Regions from separate parts of the Homo sapiens genome. Here region 1 is linked to region 2. A link is a contact called in ENCODE Hi-C or POLR2A ChIA-PET data. All regions are on one chromosome and are shown on one strand. Each heading gives the region's core, a stretch centred on a gene start or an enhancer-like site at or near the end of the contact. The rest is flanking DNA. Distances are from core to core; before and after follow the strand shown.

The links. Hi-C counts contacts between places; a loop is a spot of excess contacts on that map. ChIA-PET counts read pairs that join two places held with the same protein, here RNA polymerase II (POLR2A). Pooled maps may share reads with other maps.
Region 1: a loop to region 2 is called in a map of naive thymus-derived CD4-positive, alpha-beta T cell, with 4 times the contacts of the local background. The contact joins the promoter of CPSF6 here to the enhancer-like site in region 2. A Hi-C loop is called at or near these places in 1 of 168 maps with a recorded cell type or tissue (naive thymus-derived CD4-positive, alpha-beta T cell) and 5 of 50 pooled maps. POLR2A ChIA-PET finds 5 or more read pairs at or near these places in 1 of 52 experiments (activated T-cell).

Annotation. Positions count from the first base shown.
Region 1 is chr12:69,237,309-69,242,798 of GRCh38, reverse strand. It overlaps CPSF6 (cleavage and polyadenylation specific factor 6), which reads right to left and starts at 3,230. Exons shown (of 10, transcript NM_007007.3): 1 at 3,093-3,230. The coding sequence starts at 3,152. RefSeq lists enhancers at 1,914-2,493, 2,494-3,074 and silencers at 2,538-2,757, 2,908-3,407.
Region 2 is chr12:68,171,664-68,177,704 of GRCh38, reverse strand. No RefSeq gene overlaps it. Among named protein-coding and RNA genes, the nearest start is that of IFNG, 15 kb to the right of the region's middle. RefSeq lists an enhancer at 1,738-1,797. Within about 2 kb of position 2,009, at least 6 of the 41 ENCODE cell types and tissues checked have a DNase peak (open chromatin) inside an H3K27ac peak, as active enhancers do.

The DNA of each region.
Region 1 (5,490 bases), core at 1,981-4,480, 1.1 Mb before region 2:
TTTTGGCCAGAATTTTAAAATCTACAATTACTAAATATTGGGCTAGTAATTACTACACTTGAGTATAAATGCAGTTTAAACTGAATTGATATGCTACTGTGAGACAGAATCACTTTCTTCTCAACTTCAAGTAATAGAGAGGTTTGGAAGATGTTCAAATTCCCCTTCCAGCTGTTCTCAGCTTGGTGACATCCAAAGACCTCTAAGAACTAAAGAGAACCCATAAGGAGTAGCCAGTCCCTTGTGCCTCCTCCCCCCTTCATTCTCCATTCTTAAGTTCACCTGGTGAAGAAAGGCACTCTATTAGAGCTTCACTAATTTATTATTCTCAATCTATCCCCAAATTAGTTTCTGCTAAGACTGTTGAATGCCTCACTTTTTTCTACTTCAATAGATGCAAATCACTTTTTGAAATAATACTGTGCCTTACCAAAATACAAAAAAGCTTCATAAAAGTATGACATTTAAAATAGAAGACTCAGCAGGATACAGACAAAAAATAGTAGAAAATGGAAATAAAGACTATCCCGAATTTCAAAGTATACAAATCCAATGAGAACTGCAGTTTACACTGGAAAACAAAGATTTTTTTTTTAATGTTTACAACAGCTTTGAAGCCAAAGTAAGTCAAAACTGGCTACTATTTAGTATTTTACTCAACGACAATAAAACAAGAGTTCTAGTCTACTATAGCAACTAGTAGAAATAAGGTCGCCAGCTAGTAAAGATTAAATCAGTTGTAAATTATTTTGTGGTTGCCTCTAATTCTGGTAAGATTTTGGAAAAATATTTCAATGACAGTAACATATTTTTAAAAACAAGATAAGCTCTGAAAATAACCAACTATCCTTTTGTGACCTTTTTTTTTTTTTTGGTACAGAAACTACCACAGCAAGAAGCGGTAATGTAAAAGGATATACAAATCAATCAATCATTGATTGGCCAATGATATGCAAAGTAGCAAAAACAATGCCTCTATTTATCCTCGCCATTAATCTATTCAAACATATAAAGATTTTACTGGTAAAATTATACAACTGTGTTAGACGTAATGCAGTAGGTACCTTATACAAATCATTGAAAACTTACATTTAAAAGGAGTTCCTCATTGGGTCCACAAAACTAATCTCTTTTTACCTCCTGCCCAGTCAGCACTTGCTACTGCACAGGGATAAGAATCCACCCAGCTATCCGGATAAGGGAGATGTCCCTCTCAAATTAAGTATGCAAAAGCCTAAAAATATTTCATTAAGAGGTACTGAAAAAAGCTTAACTTCTAAAATTGAGACCCAATTCTTCTTTTATTGTGCATAGAAAGGTGAACCAATGTATTATCTTGTAAGTAAAGCTAATAAAGGCAGTCTTGAACACTCAATCGTTGTTCCTTGCAGTTACAGCCCTCTTTTAAACGCAGTTATATTCATTTGATAAATAAAAGGAAAAAAATTTCCTAGAGGTCTTATAAGCGTTAGAACCTGTGTTGCACTCGAGGAATGTATCTGATTTGTAATGGACACAACTCAAGTATTATTATTTAAAACATAAGCACAATTTTAAAAACACAAAGATTTAAAAACTTAACCTTTGATTACAATGTATTACATTTAAACAAATCCAGTCTTTAACTGAATAGCAAACATTTAAAGCCAACTGGTATTTTTCTGTTTTCTAATATTTAAACCAGAGGCACAAAGTCATTCCTGAAAAATAAAACAGTAAAGATCTCTTGAGTTTCCTTGTTTTTTAAAAAGCCTGAGCAACTAGTCACGAATATGATGGTTAATGGAGGTGGGAAAACCACATTAGCCAGTAATATTTCATTAAACTTCTCATAGGGACCTGGGAAATACAAAAAAATAAGGCTTTTAGGAACATTGCAGTTAAGCACAATTTAATTGTTTTAAATGTGTTACTACATAAAATGCAGTAGATACGAACAGCAGGTTCAAACCTTAAACGTCACTAGCAACAAACGACATCTTTTGCAAGGATGCCCATTAACAGACATCACAGCCCCGCGTTACCTCTAAGCAACGTCGTTCAGGAAAACCTTGCATTCTCACTTTCGCTCAACCTTTCAAAAGGTAACACGGGGCCCGGGGGTGGGGGTGGGGGGATTTAACACTTTGTTTTCGAAAATAGGGTCTTATCTATAACTCTTTATTTTTAAACCACATCATAAGGATTTGGGGTGAACGTTCTTTCATTTTAATCACTATGAGATCTGTGGGTGAGCTAACATCTTTTTGTTCCATCCAACCATCGCGCTTCCAATTCTTCCTTTTGGTCCCCGGCCACTCATCTTCACAGGTATTTTCATCACAAAGGCCAACAACGACTGGGCTTCAAAGCACTGCAAGCCCTGGATTAATGAGGCAGGACCAGCGCACCGACTTTTATCTGTGGCTCCAAAAGTCAAAGGACTTGTTGCAAATGAGCCCGCACCTCAGTCGCCTTCAGAAAGTGTGAGGGGAGGAGGAAGGCGCCACGCCGAAACCTGTCGCAAACCCGAGAAGGAGAGCCCCGGGGACTGGGCGCGCGGGATACAAAGGGCCGTGAACGCGGCCTTCCATGAGGCGACAGTGCGCGGGCAGGGAGACAAAATGGAGCGATGGGAGGAATCGGAGCCCGAGCGGCAGCGGCGGGGAAGGGGCGGCGGCGGCGGGCACGCGCCCCGCCAGGGCTTCCTCCTCCGACCAGCGACGGGGGAGGGGGCGCGGCGGCGGCCAGTTCTCTCCGCCGCTTACACGCGGCCCCACCGCCCGGGCCTAGCGCGGCGGGAAGCGCCAGCCGGGTGCCGCCAACAATAGGGAGCGAGGCAGCGCCGGCGAGGGAGGAGCCGGCGGCAGCTGCACAGCGGCCCGCGTCCGCGCTCCGGGCCCCGCGGCGACTCGCCGCGCCCGCGGCCCGTGAAACGACGCGGTAGAACGAGGGGCGGGGGGGCGCCACGCCAGGGGTCGGCGGCGCGGCCCAGAGGCGGCAAGGGCGCACACTCTGCAGTCGCTTCGGCTCGCGGCCGCAGCGGGCCCCGGGTCAGCTTCCCGGCCGCAGCGCCGCCCGCGTCGGCGGCGGGGACCTGGGCTCTCACGTACCTGGTTGAACTCTTCGCCGACATCCGCGTAAATGTCTATGTGGTCCACGCCGTCCGCCATCTTCCTTCAGCCTCGGCCGCCGCCGCCGCCGCCGCCTCCTGCAGGTCTGCCCGCCGCGGCAGCAGCAGCGGATCTAGCGGCGGTGGGGGGGCGCTTGCGTCACTTCCGAGGCCCGAGGGAGGGAGGCGCGGGCGACAGGGGCCGGCCGGGGGCGGGGACTCTGCAGCCCAGCCGCTCTGCTGGCTGAGGAAAGGCTGCGCCTCTGAGGGCAGAGGACGTTTCTTTTGTGTCTGGGTGAGGCCCGGGAGTGGGGGCCAATTTTTTTGTCCTACTCGCGCATCCAGCTTAGCAGTGGGTCCCACCTGTTTCCACACACCGTCTTTTCACGTGGCCTCTGGCATACTCAGACGTTTTGTTAATATTTTCATTTATCCGTTGTTCTTATCTTTCTCACATCCAGGACTTTTAAAGGTGGAAGTTATATGTCCGTGCTTAAATGCAAAGTGTAACCCCCGGGCATTCTGTGAACGGCTTAAGACCAAAAACAATGTCTTGTTTCTGCATCCTCAGAGACCAGCAGAGTTTTATTTGCATCGTAAACGCTAGATACCCGTCAGTGGTTATCTTTGCATGCTGTTTATGTTGCCATTTCCATCTCTAATCTTCGTGGGCTTCTTTCCCCCCCACCTTCCTCTCGCATTCATTGCCATTCATTTTTTCTTCCTTAGATCTACAGTAGGTTGTCTCTGGCGTAGTTCAGATGCTTCTAACATGAATGCAGTCATCTTAGAGCACACCCAAGAGAGTGGAGGTATCTTGAGGCCAGGGGGGCTTCTCTCTCAGAATCCTAGAATGTCCCAACGGGAAGGGAACTGGAAAGGTGTCCTTAGGTCTAAACATCTCATTTTACAGAAGAGAAGACTGAGGCCTAATAGAACCTAAGTGATTTAACCAGGTCACATGGTCAATAAAGGTAGGAACATTCAGCCACGATACTTTACTCAAAGATGTCTCTCCAGTTTGAAACTTTCCCCTCCATTCTTAATTTCTTTTTCACTCATTAAAAAATATACTGTAGTAGAGCGTGTTTCCTGAGAAACTGGCCAGAAATCATTCATAGAATAACCCAAACAACATCTGTAAGGTTGGGCATCTCTAATCCAAAAATTTGAAATGCTCCAAAATCTGAAACTTTTTGCGCACTGACATGATGCCACAAGTGGAAAATTCCACACCTGATCTTATTTGCCAGGTCGCAGTCAAAAATGCAATCAAAACTTTTTTTCATGCACAAAATAACTAAAAGTATTGTATGAAATAATCTTCAGGCTGTGTGTATAAGGTATATGTGAAACATAAATGAATTTCGTTTAGGCTTGGGTCCCATCTCCTGGATAATTTATGTATATGCAAATATTCCAAAATCCCCTCAAATCCAAGCATTTTTGCATAAAAAAGACTCAATCTGCACTTGGTATGGTGGAAAAAGCATGGTTGCAGTCCTGGAGGCCAGTCTGGTGATCTGGGTACCCATTTCTAATCAGACATTTTATCAGCTAGATGACCTCAGTCAAGTTTTCAACTCTCATATTCAATCTCAGAATCTTTAAAATCCAAGCAATAATATCTACCTCACCAAGGTTGAAGGTTGGTGATACTTTAAATGAGTTAATATGAGTTAATATGCAAAGTGTCCTGTCCTGTTCCAAGAATCAGTATTTAAATACTGATTCACTTTCTTTCTTGGGGCATTATAGAAGAAAAGAGACACTGACGTTTAAAGGTGAGAGTATTTTCTAGATTGGTGGTGTGGTAGAATAATGGCCCACCATAGATGTTCATATTCTGATCCCTGAAATCTGTGAATATGTTACCCTTGCAGATATGATTAAGTTAAGGATCTTGAGGTAGGGATAGGGATACCTTGATTGTCCGGTAGGCTCAAAGTAATTTGCAAGGGTCTTTAGAAGTGAAAGAGGGAAGCAATAGAATCAGAGAAGATGCAAGGATTTCTATTGCAGTTTATCTTCTTTCAATACAATTAAAAACCATTCCAGCCAGCATGGTGGCTCATGCCTGTAATCTCAGAACTTTGGGATGCCGAGGAGGGAAAATTGCTTGAGCCCAGGAGTTTGAGACCAGCCTGGGCAACATAGGGATACCTTGTCTCTACAAAAAAATTAAAAAATTAGCCAGGCATAATGGCGTGCACATGTAGTCCCAGCTACTCAAGAGGCTGAGGTGGGAGGATCACTTGAGACTGGGAGGTTGAGGCTGCAGTGAGCCATAATTGCACCACTGCACTCCAGCCTGGGTGACAGAGTGAGACCCTGACCCTCCAAAAAAAAAAAAAAAATTATTTCAAGGCTCTGACTTCTATCGTTGTCTGTAAAAAGTC
Region 2 (6,041 bases), core at 760-3,259:
CTGGCAAATGCAACTTGTTGGTATACTGACACTAATGCCGAAAAATAAAGGATGTAATAAAAACTGAAAAAAAATATGAGGGAATAATTAATAACTTCTCATAGCAGATACTACCTGCCTTGCCAACATCCTCTCAGCAGCCTCCCTCTCTCTTCTTACCCTCTGCCTGTGACTGTAACAGTTCACTATTCTTGGCCTAAGGGCTTCTTTCTATTTTCACATGAGGAAGACTGGAAGAGCTAGGGGTTTAATGCCCTGGGAGCAGTGCTCAGACAGTGCTAAAGATAGTCGCAGGATAGATACCCCAACTTCTTCGTCCCTTGGGCAGGATAACTTTGGGGTATGGGCTACACCATCACCCAGAGGTCTATAGTGGGCTGAGTCTCAGTTGACTACAGTAGCTCCCTTTGGGAACCACCCTGAACTGACTTCCTTCCCTTCCCTGAATCTCTTTGCCTCTTTTCTACTGGTGCTTCCTAGAATCACCACCAAAAAAAAAAAAAAAAAAAAAAAATCCTTGTCTCAAGCTCTGTTTCTGAGGTAACCCAACCTCAGTTTCTATATGTAAAATATTTCAATTTAACCTGAACAAATACGTTAAACATGAAGAAATGTACAAATACAACTTCTAAATCAGGTTACAAGGGAAAAAAACCCATAAAATGGAAATAAAAATGATGAGCACACATTGTGCTTGCTATATGCCAAGTATTATTCCAAGAGCTGCACATATAACTCATTTGAATCCCACAAAAAACCTGTGAAGTAGAGTCCAGAGACTTTAAGGAGCTTGCCTAGATTCACACAGTTTACACAGCTGGTAAAAGATGGAGCCTGGACTCAAACTCAGTCTTGCTCCTTTGTCTGTGCTGTTTGTTAACCATGATACTATCATAGAGATGTTTTAAAAAGGTGATTTATTAGTAATGACATGATATCATGAAAGTATTATGCCCAGTTATGTTGTTTATATGAATAGTGCAGAAAACGAATAACATTTGTTGTCATTATAATCTCAAAGAAGACAGGATCCTCATATAAACAGGAGCAGTTATGAGATAAACACATTTTTAAAAAATCCCTTTAAATGGATGTCAGTTCATGAAAGTGATTTGTCATTAATGTCCAACAGTGAATGACTATGAACAGCAGCTTTTGAGATTGGCAGTAACACAGCTTTTAGGAAAACAGAGGGCAGGCATAGTTTAAAGCTAACATCAGCATGTGTAATGAGGTATCATCCTATTCCCTATGTGGCTTGGGCACTAACTTGCAGCTGAAGAATAGAGATCTGTTTGGGCTTGCAGCCCTGGCTAAATGGCCCTGCTGGTTCCACCCCCCAGGTCTGATGGTCAAGAATTATTGGATACTTCATGTAAAGCACTCAGCCAGGCACTTTGAGATAGATGAAGAAGACTAAGAGGCAGTGTATACTCTCTAGGACCTTAAAACCTAGTGAGGAAGAAAAGCACATGAGGATAACTTGGACTTTTTTTCTTCTATGAGAAAAACATCTGGTAAGGTTATTCAGACCACTCAGCTTCATATGGATTTATAGATGTTGGTGCAATTTTTACTCCTTGGCTTCAGCTATTGAAGCTGTGGCAGCAGGTGTGATTACCTCAGAAGAGCGAAGGTGCAAAACAAACTCTTGAGGTCTTGGGAGCTCTGCAGGTGGTTTCCTTGCAGTTCTTCAAATAAAAGGAAGTCTAAGAGCTTCCTGACTCTGTGATAGAGAATGCTACCATGCAAGGCCATCACTTGAAGCCTTTGCTCTTTGCAGAGGCAGAAGCGTCCCTGAGTGCATTGAGACGCTGGGCTGAAGAGAGGAATGACATCAGCACCAGGTGGGGGAGAAGAGCGATTTCCTTTTTTCTCAGGGTGACCCACAGGAAGGACATGGGAAGTTAGGTCAGAATTGGCTTGACACCTCTGTCCTGGGAAATCCTATCAGGTGACTAAGAAGAAAACAACCCACCAAGTTACTGCTCTTTGCCGAGAGATGGAAGGCACCTTGGGGGAAACCCCTGACCACAGGCCAATAGAACAGAATGTTGTTAGTCTTGCTGAAAAAGCCAACCAGAAAAATACTTCTTCAAATTCACCTGGGGTGACAAGAAATATTTCCCATTCTTGGGTTCTTTCACTTTCCTAATGGAAGCATAGATTGAACACTTTGTGAAATGTCATTTAGATTTTCCCTCTTGTGATTGGCTTTATTTTTCTTTTTAGGAAAAAAAAGACAGAGTGCAGGGCATACTTTTTTTGTGGTTGATAGGATTCCTAATGCAACCATAAATATGACCAGCATATAAGTCATGATCTATGATTCTAATTAGCAAATGATGTTTCTAATTTTCAAATAGGACAAGTTATATATCATTAAGTTTTGGGATGCCTAATCTTTTTTATTCCATCAATTTTTATTTTAAGTTCTGGGGTACACGCACAGGATGTACAGGTTTGTTACATAGGTAAATGTGTGCTATGCTGATTTGCTGCACAGATCAACCCATCACCTAGATATTAAGCCCAGCATCCATTTGCTATTCTTCCTGATGCTCTTCCTCACCCCACTTCCCCAACAGGCCTCAGTGCGTATTGTTCCCCCCATGTGTCCATGTGATCTCATCGTTCAGCTTCCACTTGTGAGTGAGAACATGTGGTGTTTGGTTTTCTGCTCCTGTGTTAGTTTGCTGAGGATAACAGCTTACAGTTCCATCCATGTTCTTGCAAAGGACATGATCTCATTCCTTTTTATGGCTGCATAGTATTCCATGGTGTATATTTATACCACATTTTCTTTATCCAGTCTATCATTGATGGGCATGTGGGTTGATTCCATGTCTTTGTTATTTTGAATAGTGCTACAATGAACATATGTGTGCATGTGTTTTTATAATAGAACGATTTATATTCCTTTGGGTATACACCCAATAATGGGATTGCTGGTTCAAATGGTATTTCTGTTTCTAAATCTTTGAGGAATTGCTACACTGTCTTCCACAATGGTTGAACTAATTTACATTCCCACTAACCATCTAAAAGCATTCCTTTTTCTCTGCAACCTCACCAGCATCATTTTTTCTTGACTTTTTAATAATCACCATTCTGACCGGTATGAGATGGTATCTGATTATTATTTTGATTTACGTTTCTCTAATGACCAGTAATGTTGAGCTTTTTTCATGTTTGTTGGCTGCATGCATGTCTTCTTTTGAGAAGTGTCTGTTCATATCCTTTGCCTACTTTTTAATGGGGTTGAGTTTTTTTTTAATGTAAATTTGTTTAACTTCTTTGTAGACTCTGGATATCAGACCTTTATCAGATGGCTAGATTGCAAAAATTTTCTCTCATTCTATAGGATGTCTGTTCACTCTGATGATAGTTTCTTTTGCTGTGCAGAAGCTCTTTATTTTAATTAGATCCCATTTGTCAATTTTTGCTTATGTTGCAATTGCTTTTGGTGTTTTTGTCATAAAATCTTTGTCCATGCCTATCTTCTGAATGGCATTGCCTGGATTTTCTTCTAGGGTTTTTATAGTTTTGGGTTTCACATTTAAGTCTTTTATCCATCTTGAGTTAATTTTTGTATAAGGTTTAAGGAAGGGTCCAGTTTCAATTTTCTGCATATGGCTAGCCTATTCTCCCAGCACCATTTGTTAAATAGGGAATATGTTCCCCCTTGCTTGTTCTTGTCAGATGAGATGGTTGGGGATGCCAAATCTTAATTAAAGAAACTGACACATGTTTAGAGTTGCCTGAAGTTAAAAAAAAAAAAATTCTGTGCTGCAATCTAAAAGAAGCTACCCTCTTTGAAGAAGAAAAGAGATAAGAACTTTAGCTTTCTTACTTAGCTTTATGATACCCATTGCCTTTCTAAGTTAAAAGATTAGGAAAAAACCTTTAAATGCCAGTTACCACAAATTCTTTTGGAATTAGGGAAATGATAGCTAAAATTATAGCTAAAATAATCATGCAAGCAAATAAATTAAAACAAAAAAGAAAAAAAAAACATCAGAATGCAAAAAACAAAACAAAACAAAACAAAAAACCCAAATTAAAGTTTGATAAATAGCAAATAAACAGTGGCTTTATAGGTTTTTCAAATTTAAAAAGTCTTAAGAAGGCAATCCCAACAAGGAAGTATTATAAACATGAAAGGAATAGGTTTTTGGGCAATGTAAGTCTGAGTAGGCAGTGACGGTGTTTGCTCTAAAGCCATTAAAGTAAATTTAAGAATTTACTTTTTTTTTTTTTTTTGAGACAGAGTCTCACATTATTGCCTGGGCTGGAGTGCAGTGCCGTGATCTCGGCTCACTGCAACCTCTGCCTCCTGGGTTCAAGTGAATCTCTTGCCTCATTCTCCTGAGTAGTTGGGATTACGGGTGCCTGCCACCATGTCCAGCTAATTTTTTGTACTTTTAGTAGAGACGGGGTTTCACTATGTTGGCCAGGCTGGTCTCGGACTCCTGACCTCGTGATTCGCCTGCCTTGGCCTCCCAAAGTGCTGGGATTACAGGCGTGAGCCACTGCGCCCAGCCAAGAATTTACTTTATATGTAATACATGTATATATTTTAGAGACAGAGTTGCTTAGGCTGTTGCCCAGGCTGGAGCACAATGACGTGATCACAGCTCAGTGCAGCCTTGAATTTTTGGGCTCAAGCGATCCTCCCACCTTGGTCTCTTGAGTAGTTGGGACTACAGGCACAACACACCATGACCAGCTAATTAAAAAAAATATTTTTTTGATACAAGGTCTCAATATGTTGCCTAGGTTGGTTTTGAATTCCAGGCTTCAAAAGATCTTCCTGCCTCGGCCTTCTGAGGCACTGGGATTACAGGCATGAGCCACTGTGCCCAGCCAAAAATTTATTTTAAAATATGAAATATACATTTTTCTTTTTCTTTTAAAGACAAGGTCTCTGTCATCCAAGCTGGAGTGCAGTGGTCTGACCATAGTACACTGCAGCCTTTAACTCCTGGCCTCAAGTGATCCTCCTGCCTCAGCCTCCCAAACAGCTGGGATTACAGGCCATATTTCTTATTTACATAAAAGCTGTAGTCAAGATGCGAGGTTTCAGTAGCTATATTAAAATGTAAAATGGCTTAAACCTAATAGAAGTTTACTTTTTGCTCATGTAAAGTCAAAAATAGATGTAACAGAACAGGAGCTATCTCTTCTCTAAGCAGGACCAGGATCCTTTCATCCTGTGGCTCCACCATCTTCACCATCTTCAATACTTGGACTGTGAGGTCACTGTGCATGTTCGTATCAAGTTGGTCAACAGAGAAGAAACATGGAAGATGGCCCATGGAGGATGGCACACATCACTTCCACTCACATTCCATGGGCTAGAACTCACAAATAAATTTGATGAACAGCAAGCCAGCCTCTGTTCCAAAAGTCTTCCTAGACAGAATGTACATAAGCTGATTTAGTATCTGCACAGTCTCTGCAGTGATGCCTCTCTTTGTTGCTGCTTATTAAAGTGTTAACAGGATCAAGGATTGACCCAGAAATGGAATATTAAAAAGAAAGTTATGCTATAAATTCCACTGAGGGTTTTGTCATTTCAAGAGTGCTTCTGAATGTCCCTGTTGAGGTCATTTTTTTCTCTGTTTTGCCAAAAAAAATCTGCCCTCATTTTAATGACAATCTAGTTTTTTTGTTTTGTTTTGTTCTTTTTTTTTTCTTTTTTGAATCTCATTACCTTCAATATGTTTGGTCAGGTTGGATTGGTAAATCTGGCACATGGGGTTGCCTGTACCTCATCATGAAATCCAAAGGATACCTAGAGGGTCCTTCTACCAGTTTTTTTTTACTCAGCACTGTAGGATTAATGCCAGCAGGCAGTCAACTCATCCGTGTTCATTAGACTCACTTTCTAGGGTTTGATTCTGGAGCAGAGTGGTACAAAGATAAGAACAAAAGCATTGGAATTTACCAATTTGTTCCTGCATGGTGCTCTGCAGAAGGGCTGAGTAGTTTCTGCGGCAGAGACCTTCTGGGATTGCCTGGTAGATTGTCTGTATTGA